Regions from separate parts of the Homo sapiens genome. Here region 1 is linked to region 2. A link is a contact called in ENCODE Hi-C or POLR2A ChIA-PET data. All regions are on one chromosome and are shown on one strand. Each heading gives the region's core, a stretch centred on a gene start or an enhancer-like site at or near the end of the contact. The rest is flanking DNA. Distances are from core to core; before and after follow the strand shown.

Region 1 (7,765 bases), core at 3,874-6,373, 310 kb after region 2:
TTGGACGTGTAAAGCAGCAGGCTGTACTCTGGAAACTGGAGTAGATGGGTCTCTCTGAGCGCGACTTGGTGTTAAGGGAGTAATGGAGATGTCAGTGAGCAGCAAATGAGACAGCAGTGTAAGACGAGGAGCTCACCACACGCTCTGAGGCAGCTATCAGGGAATCCCATTAACTATGTATGTAGCAGGAATGCTGTGAGAACTGTCTAGGGTAATCTATAAGGCTATTTTGTAAACTAGAATGACATTAATTAAAAGTTGGGCTGGGCACAGTGGCTCACACCTGTAATCCCAGCACTTTGAGAGGCCAAGGCAGGCAGATCACTTGAGGTCAGGAGTTTGAGACCAGCCTGGCCAACATGGGGAAACCCCATCTCTACCAAAAATACAAAAATTAGACAGGCATGGTGGCATGCACCTGTAATTCCAGCTACTCTGGAGGCTGAAGCACAAGAATTGCTTGAACTCAGTAGGCAGAGGTTGCAGTGAGCCGAGATTGTAACACTGCACTCCAGCCTGGGTAATGGAATGAGCAGAATGAGACTCTGTCTTAAAAAAAAGAGAGTTAGTTATCATAAAGATAAAATGTTTTAATTAAATCTAGATTAAGTAAAAGATGAAGTTGAGCATCTACCCATTCTGGTTTCATAAAGCACAGGAACCAATTTTCAGCCTAAAGACCCCAGCTCTGCTGTGAAAGGTGGGGGAGATAAGGTGACTGAGTCTGCCACTGAAGAAAACCAAGGCTAGTGTTGAGTGTTCTCATGATGCCAGGAAGTTTCCTCAGTTCTTCTCCCTTGCAAATCTGGTACTCATACTCTCACATGGCCCGGGATCTATCCCATAGCATTTTATTTTTTTCCGTGTATCTTCATGACCTGCTTTCTTCTACAGTGGCTTCTCTTCCTACTCCCTCTTGCCCCTTTTGATTTCCTTCTCTTTTATTTCTGAGGTCTCTTCATTCTCCCCCTTCCTTCCATCCTCCTATCTTTCCTCCTCTTCCTCCCTTCCTTCTTTCCACAAACTATTTTGAGTGCCTACAATGTGCAGAGCTCTGCTAGGTGCTGGGAGAGACACTAGATGAATAGCATACAGTCCTTAGCCTCAAGACACCTAAGTCCAGTATGGGAGATAAAATAGGGACATAAAAAACTGTGATAAAAGCCAGAGCAGGATGGGCAGTGCAAGTGAAGTACAAACAAGGCCCAGCAGGGAAAGAGGAGGCCTTTCACATAGGAAAGGCATGTGAAGAATGGGTAGGTATTGATTGGAAGGTATTCAGCAGGAAGGAGGAAAGCCTGACTCAAGTGAGAAGGCATGAATGAAACGTTGGAGCTGCAAACAGGGATCAGCTAGTTTGACTGGAATATAGGCTGGAGTTCTGTCTGCAGGGGTACATTAGGCCAGAGCATAGATGGTTTTATAGACAAGGCTAAGAGGTCTGGACTTTATTCTATCAAGTAACAGCAAAACTATGAAGATTTGGGGTTGGAGAATAATATGCTCAGAGCTTGGCTTTAGAATAATTAATCTATAAATGTAGTGTCAAATGAATTGGAACGAGAAAGCTAAGGTGGACAGACCAGACAGAAATCTATCTGGATAGCTCAGGTGGAAGGTTGTAAAGGTCTGGGCTAGCCACACATGGTGGCAATTGCAAGGCTGCTAATGGGTGGAAGAGATCTTGGAGAACCAGCATCTGGTGACTTATTGATGTGGGGCTGAGAAAGAAGGGAGAGATGAAGGGAGACTGGAATTTCAGCTAAGATGTGAAGAATGGAGGTCAAGGGGAGAGACTATTTCGGAGGGGAGGGGATGCTGTTTAGAGAAAGTCTGAAGGCTTACCCTTGTATTTTTCAAAGTTTGTATGTTGGTTTCTCAGTCACCACCTGCATCTGACTTGTGGGCTTTTGTGTAGCACAATGATATCCTGTTACTTATGTCATCGAAGTGACTTCATCTCCTGTCACATCTCAAACAACAACGATCGGAGGTGGCAAAACTTGGCAGACAAAAAAAAATGCAGGCTTTGAGATCCTTTCCTTACATTTCTAAGGTTACTACCTGGGTAAGGCCAAATCTGGATTTTAGGGGGAAGGACATTTGTTAGATCAAAGAAATCAGTATGTGGGTATCAGTTAGTGCTGGGGACTTTTTTCTATGGGAAGAAAGGCAGAAGGAAAGAAGCAAGTGTCACAAGAAGCTTAAATACGAGTTCAAATCAACATCTGTGATGTAATAATAGTTCCAATACAATCATGTGTAACTTTTATGGTTAAAGATGAATTACACAGAAAATAAGGAGTTGATAGTGTCCCCCATCAGACCAATAGTATCAGAATGAGCAGGGTTGGGGCTCAGTAGTTCAGATGAGAAACAAGTTGTTCCAACCCAATGTGCCCTGGGAAAGTTTTGCAGGAGAGATGGACTCTGAAGCTGAGCTTTACGGCAGTCCACATTACCACTACAGCACCCACTTCCTGGTTGGGCACATTGTTGGAATGTCATACCAAGGCACCCGAAGTTTAAATAATTTCAGGACTCCTTAACTGCAAATATAATTTTTAGCAGAACATTGAAAATAACTTGCTCTAGACTTATGCCTTTATCTGTAAATTTTATCACAGTCGTTCTTAAGGAAAATAGGCACCCTTTGCTTCCAGACCTTTGGTCCCTTATAACTGTTGCTTTGCCAAGTGTCCTGGTCTACTTTTGAGTGTCCAACTTTGGTTCTTAGAGTGCAGTTCCAAGCTGGCCCTAAATATAACTTGTTATTATATGTAGGTTCTCAGAGTGTGGCTCCATTCTTCACATCTTAGCTGAAATTCCAGGCTTCCTTCACCTCCTCCTTCTTTCTCACATCAGTGAGTCATCATATGCTGGTTCTCCAAGATCTCTTCTATCCATTAGCAGCCTTGCAATTCCCACCACTGTGTGGCTAGCCCAGACTTTTAAAACTTTCCACCTGAGCTATCCAAATAGATTTCCGCCTGGTCTTTACACCTCAGCTTTCTCCTTCTCATCCATTTGTTTGTTTTCAGACCCATTTTCTCTTTCCTTCTTGGCCTCAGATTATGTTTCTGGCCCTTCGGTTACTTACCAGTGGCTCATCTCAAACATGCTCTTCCACAGTTGGGTTTTTGGGTGATTTACTGGAAAGGGGAATGTGGGGGGTAAGGTGAGCTCATCACTGACCTTTGACTCTGTCAGGTGGTGCAGGCTGGTTCTCAATCTGTGAGCAGTGGACCCCAAGGGAAGTTATTGTGAAGGGTCTAAATACCCCCAAGTGCCAAATCTTCCTGTAGATTGAATATATAATGTGCTACAATTTTTGAAATGCATGTGGATGCTATTGTGATTCATAAAATATGGAATTGGTTTGGAAGTGTCTTGAATTCATAGGAGTTTTGTGTGTGTGTGTGTGTGTGTGTGTGTGTGTGTGTGTGTGTGTGTGTTTAAGAATGTTGTTTGGGCCGGGCACGGTGGCTCATGCTTGTAATCCCAGCACTCTGGGGGGCTGAGGTGGGTGGATCACCTGAGGTCAGGAGTTTGAGACCAGCCTGGCCAACATGGTGAAACGCCATCTCTACTAAAAATACAAAAAATAGCTGGGTGTGGTGGCAGGCGCCTGTAATCCCAGTTACCCAGTAGGCCGAGGCACGAGATTCGCTTGAACCTGGGACACGGAGGTTGCAGTGAATCAAGATTGCACTACTGCATTCCAGCCTGGGTGAGAGAGTAAGACCCTGTCTCAAAAAAAAAAAAAAGAAAAAAAAAAGCCAAAAACGAATGTTGTTCGTCAACAGACATTACCACACTACCAGCACGATTGGCTTTCATCTGGTGGTTCATGAAACTTTGTGGTTGTTAAAAGTGATCTTCATGTTCCGCAGAGGAAAGGCAGCCCTAAAGGGAATACAGTTTTTGTCTGGTGCCCAGAGCCTATCTACCCCTACTTGGGCTGCCAGAGAGTGGAGCTTGGGACACGACCAGTGTGGAATAGGATGGAAAAAATATTTCTCTGTACACTGATCACCACACTGCTTGCAGCAGGGAGCTATCAACCGAGAACCAACTACATAAGGGGGTTGTTATTTGTGGAGGAGCTTTCAGGTCCTCTAAACCTACCTCCCACTCTCGGCAGGAATCCCTTATAGAACCTCCCTGTGGGATGAACGTTAGCTTGGCCCTGATCCCTGCATTAACAGGTAGCGCTGTTTACTATAAAGTAAATTCAGATTCCAGGACCTCCACCTTGGTTGTTTCTGATTTGGCAGGGTTGGGGCGGGGCTTTGAGCATTCGCCTTTTCAAATAATGCTCGAGGTGATTCTGATGTCAGCCAGAGTTGAGAGAGAAGATTGTTATGAAAGGACACAAATACCTCATCACGGTGCTTTTTGTTTGTGAAGTGCTCACTAAGGCGTGAACAGCGTCATGGTGGGGCTCCTGCAGGCTTTATATTTATACCCCGTTTCTTATTTCTCACACCCACTCTGGTAGATAGATCCCTATTTCAAAAATGAGTGAATTAGGGTTCAGGGAAGTGAAACCTGTGTGCCGGCTGGGGACTGACAGTTGGAACCCCAATGTACAAATGAAACCAGGGAACAGTGGGTGTGACGAGCACTTGAGGAGCGACAGAGAGTTATGACCTCGAACCCACAAGTGAGACTGCAAACACAAGTAGGTGGGAGCCCAGCGGCAGGAGACTGACACTGCTGGAATCAGGGAGGGGGCAGTGCTGTTTAAGAGCTTCTGACACACTCAGTTCCTCCCTTCATCCTAAGAGACCTGGGCTCACTAGCAGAGGGGCTTTGGCAAGTTACTTGATGGATTAGGGCCTCAGTTTCTTCATCTGTGAAGTGGAGATAATAATAGTGCCTGCCTCCTGCTGCAAGTCTAGTCATCAGTATCATCAACATTGGTGGTACACCTGCTGGGTACCAGTCCTGGGGTGGGCGTGCTCCTCTCTAGAAGATAAAAGCCCATATAGAGACTATGGTGGAAGGAGCAGGACAAGAGAATCAGAAGCTCACCTCATTCTTAATGTGAAGAGACATTAAGATCAGGAAAGCCAGATGCTTGATGTTCTCTCTCATACCCATAGCAGATGGGTGCCTCACTGGGTTCCCCCAGAAGCTGATGGTGAGCAGGGGGGTGGCAGCCACTTTTATTTTCTCTTTTCTTTTCTTGTCTTCTTTTCTTTTCTTGGATCTTACTCTGTCACCCAGGCTAGAGTGCAGTAGTGTGAGTATGGCTTATTGCAGCCTTTAACTCCTGGGCTCAAGCAACCCTCCTGTCTCATCCTCCTAAGTAGGTGGGACTACAGGTGTGTGCCACCATGCCCAGCTAATTTTTGTTGTAGAGATGGGGTCTCACTCTATTGCCCAGGCTGGTCTTGAACTCCTGGCCTCAAGCAATCCTCCTGCCTCAGTCTCCCAAAGTGCTGTGATTGCAGGTGTGAGCCACTGCACTCAGCCAGCAGCCACCCATTTCTTACAGCTGCTCCAGTGTGAGGGGGTAACAAAAGGCTGCTTTCAAGGCAGCAGCCCAGCCCCCATGTTTCCTGCCTGGTCCCTGAGGAGTGCACAAGTGATCAGGAGAGATTCTTCTTTTGGTCACAGGGATCTTAATGATCACTGGGACTTGGGCTGTTTAAGATGTCACTTAGAAGTTCAAATCTACTTCCAGATGGCTTCCAAGCGAGGGATGGCCTCTACAGTGAGGCCAATCATGTGGTATATTCTTACCTAAGTGGGCCTTGCTGCCCTGCACAATGGCATCTCGGCCCATGGGCCAGCCTCGTAAGGTCTTTAAACCTATGACCACCAGGTGATCTTCTCTGGGGAGCAGCAGAACTTCCATGAGTCTGTCCAGGGATCTTATTTAGAGATGAGTCATACTTTTCTACGCTGTCAGCTCTAGGTTGAAGTAGAATGTACCAGCAACAGACTAGGATGACCTCGCAGCTAGCTGTCCATAGGAATACACCTCTTCTTTCTTCCAACCTCTCAGTTTCCTGGCGTTTCCTCTAAGTTAATGTCTTGCTAGAATGGTTTGAGTTGACATTAACTGTCTGCTATGTTTTATGCAGCACATGGCCACCTACCAAGTGGCACTTTCCATTTTGGGTATGGGGAGCAGGGTATATTTTATACCTCCAATCCCATTGTTCTTTATGAATCTTTGTTCCTTCACCCCTCACTTCCCAAATCGATCACTTTGCTTCTTGATTATGATATCCCTGTGGGTGAACCCGTAGATAGCAGAAACTGAGCTGTCTCTGCTGTTGATAATTTTAGCTCTTCTTGGAACTCCTTTCTTTTTGCAAATGCCAACCAGGTGTCCCCAAGTAAGAGATGATACTTGTTTGTTTGGTAAAGGCACCCAGATAAGAAGAGTCAGAATGAACAGCTCCAAAAGAGAAGTGGTTTCCTCGGTCACCGACTCACCACATTAAACATTCACCCTGGCTCACTGTCTGAAATGAGTCAGTGGTCCTTTCAGAATTCCCTTTACAACAGTGTTTCAAAGAAATCTGTGACTGAGGTTGCAAATCATTTTTTCTTCACTGCAGCTGACTATTTTGCATTTTCCCAAGGTGAAACTCAGCCTGTCTTTTCAGGTGTTGAGAAAGAGAGTCAAAACTTCAAAGTTGAGGGGGTGGGGGTGCGGGGTGGGGGACCCAGCTACCAAAGGGAAGCCCGAAAGCACTCTTTTCAAGGATAGGAAAACACTCACCAACGTCAGATTCTAACACTGAGCTGAGTGGTTTGCTATGTGCAGCTTTCTAGTGGCTTGGATTTTTCTTTCCTAATTTTTTTTTAAACCATCATCCTCTGGTTGCCATCATCCTCTTAGCATTCCTGACCTCCCAGAGTTTGGCCTCACTTGATTTACCGAATATTACCTTCCGGCTCCTTTTTATCAAAGGCCATTGCTATATCCATGGTGGTCTCCTCCCTGACCTCACTTCACACAGATTGCAGCAGTGATTTTTCTTTCCTTTCTTTTCTTTTTTGAGACAGTGTGTTGCTCTGTTGTCTAGGCTGGAATGCAGAGGCATAATCATGGCTCACTGCAGCCTCTGCCTCCTGAGTCAAGTGATCCTCCCACCTTAGTCTCTCGAGTAGTTAGGACTACAGACACAGGCCACCATGCCCGTCTAACTTTTATTTTTTTGGAGACAAGATCTCGAGATGTTGCCCAGGGTGTCTCGAACTCCTGGGCTCAAGCCATCCTCCCACCTTGGCGGCCTCCCAAAGTGCTGGGATTTCAGGCGTGAGCCTCCACGCCTGGGCCAGGAGTGATTTTTCTATGGGAGTTATTATCCACTCATTTCTGCACCACCTTCTGCATTGATAGAAATCCTTTTCATCTTAGAGCCCATTTTCCATCCCATGTCCTGGGTAAAAGCTTCCTGATGGATATTCAGTTCCTTACTTCCCCAAATGCTTGCTGAGCACTCTGTCCCAGGCACCAGACATAGGGATAAAGGCAGTGCACAAGGCCGACCAGGAACCTGTCCTCATGGAGCTCACAAGGATCCAGACAAGTGCACCTGCACTTATAGTTCAACCTAAACCAAACGTGGAAGGCTTTCCAAAAGAGATGACCTCAAAACTAAGACAAAACAAGTAAATGGGAGTTAATGAGGTGAAGGGGGTAAAGTGAGGTGTTTTGCTTTTCCTTGCACTCATGGTATGAAGCATCTTCTGGCACTCTGTTTTGCATCAGCTTGTGTTGTTTCTATGCTCAATGTAG
Region 2 (7,581 bases), core at 2,584-5,083:
GGGTATGCGACCCACTGAGAGACCATGAGACACAGGGACACTTCTGTTGGGAAGGACAGAAAAGAGCCGAGCTTTTTTCCCTACTGGTCATGAAATAACAGAAACAGGGCTGCTGCCATCTGGCTGCAAAGTAGCCCAAGAATAAAGCCAACGAGGGGAACAGGAGAGGAACTGGGTCCTGGTGGCATCGCTTGTGCTCTGATCAAATTCCACCCTGATCAGGCTAAATGAAGAATTTTCAACCTCCTGAATGTGTAAATTCTCTCCTTGCTTAAGTCACTTTGGGTTGAGCTTTCTGTCACTTGTCACTGACATGAGGAACTTGATTTGGAGTCAAGAAGACTCGGACTCAAATCCTGACTTCCACCTGGCTACTCACTAGCAATGTCATCATGACCACATTGTTTATCCTGTCTGAGCCTCACTCATCCATCAGTGCTATTCTGAGTATGTAATAACTATTATATTTTAAAAGTACCAGTAGAGGGTCTGGACAAAATAAGGTGATTAACAATTTTTTTTTTTTTTTGAGACAGGGTCTTGCTCTGTTGACCAGGCTGGAGTGCAGTGGCAAAATCTTGGCTCACTGCAGCCTCTGCATACCAGGCTCAAGCGATCCTCCCACCTCAGTCTCCTGGGTAGGTGGGATCACAGGCGTGCAACACTATGCCCAGCTAATTTTTGTATTTTTTTTGCAGAGACAAGATTTCGCCATGTTGCCCAGTCTGGTCTCGAACTCCTGGACTCAAGAAATCTGCCTGCCTTGGCCTCCCACAGTGAAGAGATTACTGGCATGAGCCACTGCACCTGGCCAGGTGATTAACAATTTAATTAACAATTTATGGTTCCTTCCCTCCCCGATTTCCTTTAAAGAAAGAACAAAAAGTAAAGGCTTGCTGATGGAAGAAAACAGAGAAAATGACTTTCTTCCAGCCAATGTCCTTTCTCCTCCAATTAGTAGGAGCTGCAGGGTTGGGAAGTACCTTAAAAGAGGCCACTCCTGGGTCAGAGATGCCGGGAGGGTGCTGGCCGGTGCCATAGCCTGCGTAGCTCATCACCCACGGCTCATGGAAGGTCACCCACAGCTTCACACGGTCCCCAAATGTGGAGAAGCAGAAGGCCGCATAGTCCAGGAAGGCATCCACCACGCTCTCATTCTGCCATCCACCATGATCCTGCAGGGCCTGAGGCAGGTCCCAGTGGAACAGCGTGGCCATGGGCTCGATGCCCGCATCCTGTAGCCTGTCAATCAGCTTGTTGTAGTAGGCAACGCCTGGGAGGCTGGGGCTGCTCCCGTGCCCCATGGGGAAGATCCGGGACCAGGAGATGGAGAACTTGTACACCTGAGCCCGGAGGCCGCAAAGCAGGGCGACGTCAGAGGCTACCTTGTGGTAACTGTCGCTGGCCACCTCCAGCGTCGCTTGGCCCTCAGTGGTGTTCAGGGGCCTGCGTGGATCCCAGATGCTCACCCCTCTCCCACCCTCGGCCCAGCCTCCTTCCACGTTAAAGGCTCCTGTGGAGGCACCCCAGAGGAAGCCTTCAGGGAAAGTATCCTGCAGGAAGGCATCCCTTTCCGCCCTGGACTGATTGGCAAATGCTTCCCAGATTCTCTGATAGGCAGAGGCAGGAGAGGAGTCCGTGGTCTCGTGGTCCTGCTGCTGGTCAGGCTGAAGGGCCAGGCTGCCAGTCAGAGAACAAGACATGCTGCAGGATTGAAGGGACAAAAAGGGACATAATAATGAATGACGCTGGCAGTTACAAATGCCCCCTACGGATGACTACTGTGTTTAATCAGAAAAGATTCCAGAAACACTGAGTCAAAAGTCATATCTGCAAAGCCATGGGCAGGAAGTAACTGGCAGATGGGAAAATTATTATTATTACCCCTTCTGAGGTGAGTGATTCTTGCTCTTTCATGGTTAAAACAGGAACAATGCTACTGTTCTCTGTATTAGATTGCCCTTGAATATTGTCTTCAGTGTTAGTACCATACTTTATTCTTCTTATAATTCATTATTTGTAAAACATAGCTAATAATAACAATGACTCCAATTTATTGAGCCTTGATTCTGCGCTGGCCACTGTAATAAGAATGGATGTGTATTATCTCATTTAATTTTCCCAACAAATTTATGAGATGGGTACTACAATGATTTATCCTCATCCTACACAGGAGGAAACTGAGACTAAAAGAAACGGGGGCTGGGTGTGGTGGCTCATGCCTGTAATCCCAGCACTTTGGGAGGCCGAGGCAGGTGGATCACGAGGTCAGAAGTTCGAGACCAGACTGACCAACATGGGGAAACCCCGTCTCTACTAAAAATACAAAATTAGCCAGGCGTGGTGGTGGGGGCCTGTAATCCCAGCTACTCAGGAGGCTGAAGCAGGAGAATCACTTGAACCCGGGAGGCAGAGGTTGTGGTGAGCTGAGATCACGCCATTGCACTCCAGCCTGGGCAACAAGAGTGAAACTCCGTCTAAAAAAAGAAAAAGAAATGGAAAACTTCCTGATTTCAGGGAGCCAGCAGCTATTTATCAGCTGGTACAGAAGTACACTGATGTGGACCAGTTGAATATCAGTCCTGGCTACTGCTTCCTTTCTTCATGCTGCTTGGATTTCTGACATAATGGCAGGAGCTCAAGCATCCATCCTGAACCATGAGGTAGAAACCTTGTTAAAGGTGACAAAGCAACAACAAAGGAGCCTGGATTCCTGGTGATTATGAGTAACTTCTCCTTGCACACAGCTTGCAGGTGGTGGAGCAGATTCTGTGCTTTTAACCTCATACACATACATGTTTATGTGCATGTATATGCATGTACATATGTATATGCATATGAAATAAAACATCACATAAAAGTGCATGCTGCATTTATACAAAATGTGGTCTGATTTTTCTATTTTATTCTAGTCCATTTTCCTCCCTCCCACTCTCCTTTCCTCTTTTTTCTTTCTTTTTTTTCAATTGTGATTGCCAACTTCTAAATTGAGTCATGTCATGCAGGCAGGAAAGCATGCATGCTGCAAATTACAGCCAGCAGAGGTCGGCCTTGAGGAGTGTGGCACATGCCTGGGGAAAAGGACGTGGAGTACAAGAGCATCTCCCTGTCACACAGCCATCGTGTGGAGAGCCGATGGCACCTATACCAGGCTGGCCCACAGCGCAGAACTGGGAGAAGTGACAGGAACACTGCACAGGGATCTTCCTCTCAAAAAGCGAAGCCTGGGGCCGGGTCACCCAGCAGGAGGCGTCTTCCGAACCTAAGAGCCTTCTGTTTCACTCAGCATCAACTCCCTGACATTTGCTAGATTAGGGGGAAAGGGAAATGATCCTTTCCTTCGTAGATGATCCCAAAACATATGCGACTGTGGATCGCAGCTGGGGATGTGTCGCGTCCCCTCGGTGCTCAGCCTCTGCGTATCCACGGTGCCCATAAACACAGCGTCCGCTGCTCCGAACCTCGCTCTTACCCAGCCCTCCTGGCCCTGACTGTCCTCCTGGATTGCATGAAGAGTTTTAAGGAAACAAATAAACTGCCCTGGGATGAAACAGAACTTGCTGTACAGGCTTGGAGCTGGGAACCCTGGGTTTGCCGGCCATGGAGAGGGATTTAGCACATGACGGCACCTCAGGCTCCACACCCAGGGCTCCTAAGTTCTCCCTTTTTTAGGGTGCAGTGCTGTGTGTCTCCTGCCACATTCTCATGTGAGAGTTGTTCAGGGGCCGCTCTGTCTCCCCTATAAGGTCTAGAATTCTGAAGGAGAAAACTACGTTAGTCATTTCTGAATCACTCCCCACCCACCGCCCCTGCATTCAGCGGGTTCTCCAACCACATCCTCCTGAGTAGGGGCCCCTGGCTGTCCGTTTAATGTAAGCCTGTGTTGGCCCTCCCCTTCAGGCAAAGCACCACCAAGCGCTGAGAGAATCTCCGAGCTGGTGTCACTTGTAATCACTGGCTTTTCAGGGAACCCATTTTATTACGGCTTCTTGAGTTTTCTTTTGTGAAGCCACAGCCAGTCCTTCTTGGCTGACTCCAAGTGTGGTCAGGAAGCAGTGGTAACCCATGTCTGTCTATTGCAAGTCTACACTGCCACACAAAGCCTGAGGTACAGCTGCTGCTGCGGGTCTGTTGATCTGAACTGCTGATTTGAAGTGGATTGAGAGGATGGAACAATAGAAGGAGGATATGGCTCAGGACAGTCAAGTACTGGAAGAGGAAAGGTACAAAGAGGTGTTGGCACTGAATGACCCTGAACAGGGCTGCACTGGAAATATCAGAGGTGAGTGACAAAGAGAACTCTAGTTGAAGGTCTGGAAGTCAATTATTGTCTCCAGCTTTTGTCCCACCCTAAGGGATGGTGCATGAACTTCATGCATGTAACATCCCTCCAGGAGCGCTGAGGTTCTGGGCAATTCCCAGTGCTGGCTACCATGCCATTCTTTTCTCATTCACTCAAGAGCGTATTGGGATATGCGTGCATGAAAGCAATGTAATTATGGGCACAACCTCAAAACCTGCTCTAATTTTTTTTTTTTTTGGAGATGGAGTCTCGCTCCATCACCCAGGCTGGAGTGCAATGGCGCGATCTCAGCTCACTGCAAGCTCTGCCTCCAGGGTTCACACCATTCTCCTGCCTCAGCCTCCCGAGTAGCTGGGAATACAGGCGCCCGCCACCATGCCCGGCTAATTTTTTTGTATTTTTAGTAGAGACGGGGTTTCACTGTGTTAGCCAGGATGGTCTCGATCTCCTGACCTCGTGATCCACCCGCCTCAGCCTCCCAAAGTTCTGGGATTACAGGCGTGAGCCACCGTGCCCGGCAATCTGCTCTAATTTTTTAAAGCATATCATTTGCAAACTTTGGCACTTGAGTCACTCAGTAAGATATTATTTACAACCCCACCATAGATTCAAACCTCTGTCCCTAGAATGTTGTCAAGTTAGGCATCTGGCTTGCAGCAACAGCTGGCTTTCCTGTCTATGCTGTCTCCTTCCAGGGAGGATGTTTCACCCTTCATATTGAGGAAATGGGCACAGAGAACCCATTTCTCTTACTCATCATGTAACTTCAGTGGGATGGTCAGATCTATCTTTAACCTGGCCACTCTTCCACAAGCTCACACTGTCTCCAGCAAGATCTTAAACTAGAAGGCAGGAGTTCAAATCCTAGCTGGTGCAGTGGCACAATCTCGGCTCACAGCACCTTCTGCCTCCTGGGCTCAAGCGATCCTCTGACCTCAGTCTCCCAAGTAGCTGGGACCATAGGCATGCACCACTATGCCTGGCTAATTTTTGTATTTTTGTAATTTTTTGTAGAGACAGAGTTTCACCATGTTGCCCAGCCCAGTCTTGAACTCCTGGACTCAAGCAATCTTCCCACCTTTGCCTACCAGAGTGCTGGGATTACAGGTGTGAGCCATCATGCTAGTTGCGCACAGTTGGGCGAACTGACAGATGAGAAAGCAGAACCTCGTGAGTCCCACTCAGTAAGAGACTCCCTACTTTCTTTCTGAGTCTTTGTTTCTCATCAATTGAATGGCAATAAACAACTTGGTGGCCCAAGAGTTGATGACAACAGTCCTATAAGATTATACATGTAAAAGAAACAGAGTATTCTACAAATATCAGTTATTGATAGTTCAATAGGCAACCTGACATTACCTTTTCTTGGAACTTGATGAACAACTCAGAAACTCATTAATATCAAACCCAATGGTGAGCACTTGGTCTTTATTTATGGCTGTAAGAGAAGAAATTGAATTAACTCTATGTAAATGCCAACTAAGAACATGCAAGTCTGAAATCAACAGTTTTCCTCGCTCATACGACACACCCAAACTCCAAGCAGTGGTTCCAAGCCCCTTTGGAAAATACCATGGGCTAACGACTTTAAAAGCTTAGAAGTGAATTCTACTTACTTATTACTTAAAAGTGGTTCTCAAACTTCAAGGTGAATCAAAATCATCTGTAGAGCTTGTTAAAACACAGGTTGCTGGTCCCACCCCAAGAGTGTCTGATGCAGTAGGTCTCAAGTAGGGCTCAAGAATATGCATTTCTAATGAGCTCCCAGGTGATGCTAATGTTGATGCTGCTGGTCTGGGGACCACAACTTTGGGAACAATTGATTTAGAAGAACTCAAAGATCAGAAAGGGGTGGAATATTTTTAAAATTGTGGTAAAATACGCATAAACAGAAAAGGTACAATTTTAACCACTTAGAGAGAGGTGGGATCTAAGAACAGAAATTGTTATGCCATCAAAGGTGAGTTCAGATAAGCATTATTAAATGGTATCTATGGATAAACTTCAGGGGCCCTGTGGAGCCAACCCATTGCTGGGATGGGGTCCAGGTGTGCTATGGTTTGGATGTGGTTTGTCCCTACAAAAACTCATGTTGAAATTTAATTGCCAGTGTAACATTATTGAGAGGTTATGGACTTTTAAGAGGCATTTGGGTCATGAGGGATCCGCCTTCAGGGATTAGTGCAGTCTCCAGGGAGTGAGTGAGTTCCCATTCTAGTGGGACTGGATTAGTTACCATACAGTGGTTGTTATAAAGTGAGGCTGCTTCTGGTGTTTTATCTGTTTGCAGGCACTTCCTTCCCCTTCCACTTCTCTGCCAGGTTAGGATGCAGCATGAGGCCCTCACCAGAAGCTGACCAGATGTGGCTGCCTGATCTTGAACTTCCCAGTCCCCAGAACCATGAGCTAAATAAACCTTTTTTCTCTATAAATTACGCAGTCTAGAGTATTCTATTATAGCAACACAAGACAGACTAAGACACAGTGGTAGAAAGAACACTACTGACTTCTCCCATACTCTGGCCTATGGACAAGAGTGACAGACAGACAAGAGTGAATATCAGGGCCCTCAGGCACATTCCTCTCTGCCCCTTCCTCCCTTCTTGCAGAGTCTCCAGTGACTGCCAGCCTCAATGCTATCATAGACCCCACCTTTCCCCTGACTTGATTGGACCAGAAGCAGCCTCCTGATCCATGGCCAACAATCAGATTCACTTTCAAGAATTTGAACTAAGAGACACTAGGAAGATGGCCCTTGAGCTGTGAGTCCTACACTTGAAAGTTCTTAGCATCTTGGTCAGGTACCCACCAGGGCCATGTGCAAACTGAGATAATGGGGACATGGAACAAGGGTAAGTGGAGAGGGCTGGCTGGAGAGAGACGGGCAGAGGAAAGCCCTGCCAAGAGGAGCAGAGATGAGAGACCTTGGAGGGAGAGGTAATAAAAGGAGGCAAAGATGATTTTCCATGCTTACAACTCACAGCTGAGGCCTAACTATCTTTATGTCCATAAGAGGCATCCTTGTGTCGAACCTCTCCTCTTTCTTGGGTCAATGGGGGATGGTTGCAAGGGACCATCAGTAGGAAGGCATAGTACACTAACCCAGTCTGGGGTGGGCTTTTATACTAGTCTTCCTCCCATGCTCCTCCTCCCATTGGAACCCCGGACTTTCAAGACTGCTACCTAGCACACCAGTGCACCAGATGTCACTCAAAACCTCTTCAGCAATGGCCCACTCACCTTCAAAAAGGCTGAAGAGCAGACTGGCTGGGTTCTTC

Evidence for each region. Hi-C counts contacts between places; a loop is a spot of excess contacts on that map. ChIA-PET counts read pairs that join two places held with the same protein, here RNA polymerase II (POLR2A). Pooled maps may share reads with other maps.
Region 1: a loop to region 2 is called in a pooled map, with 14 times the contacts of the local background. The contact joins the enhancer-like site here to the promoter of LCT-AS1 in region 2. A Hi-C loop is called at or near these places in 1 of 37 single-sample maps with no recorded cell type and 10 of 50 pooled maps. POLR2A ChIA-PET finds 5 or more read pairs at or near these places in 1 of 52 experiments (activated CD4-positive, alpha-beta T cell).

The regions. Positions count from the first base shown.
Region 1 is chr2:136,127,853-136,135,617 of GRCh38, forward strand. No RefSeq gene overlaps it. Among named protein-coding and RNA genes, the nearest start is that of CXCR4, 14 kb to the left of the region's middle. Within about 2 kb of position 5,124, at least 11 of the 41 ENCODE cell types and tissues checked have a DNase peak (open chromatin) inside an H3K27ac peak, as active enhancers do.
Region 2 is chr2:135,816,358-135,823,938 of GRCh38, forward strand. LCT-AS1 (LCT antisense RNA 1) reads left to right here and starts at 3,834. Exons shown (of 2, transcript NR_045486.1): 1 at 3,834-4,282; 2 at 5,318-6,730. It overlaps LCT (lactase), which reads right to left. Exons shown (of 17, transcript NM_002299.4): 4 at 7,544-7,581; 5 at 5,663-5,741; 6 at 984-1,704. RefSeq lists an enhancer at 1,033-2,232.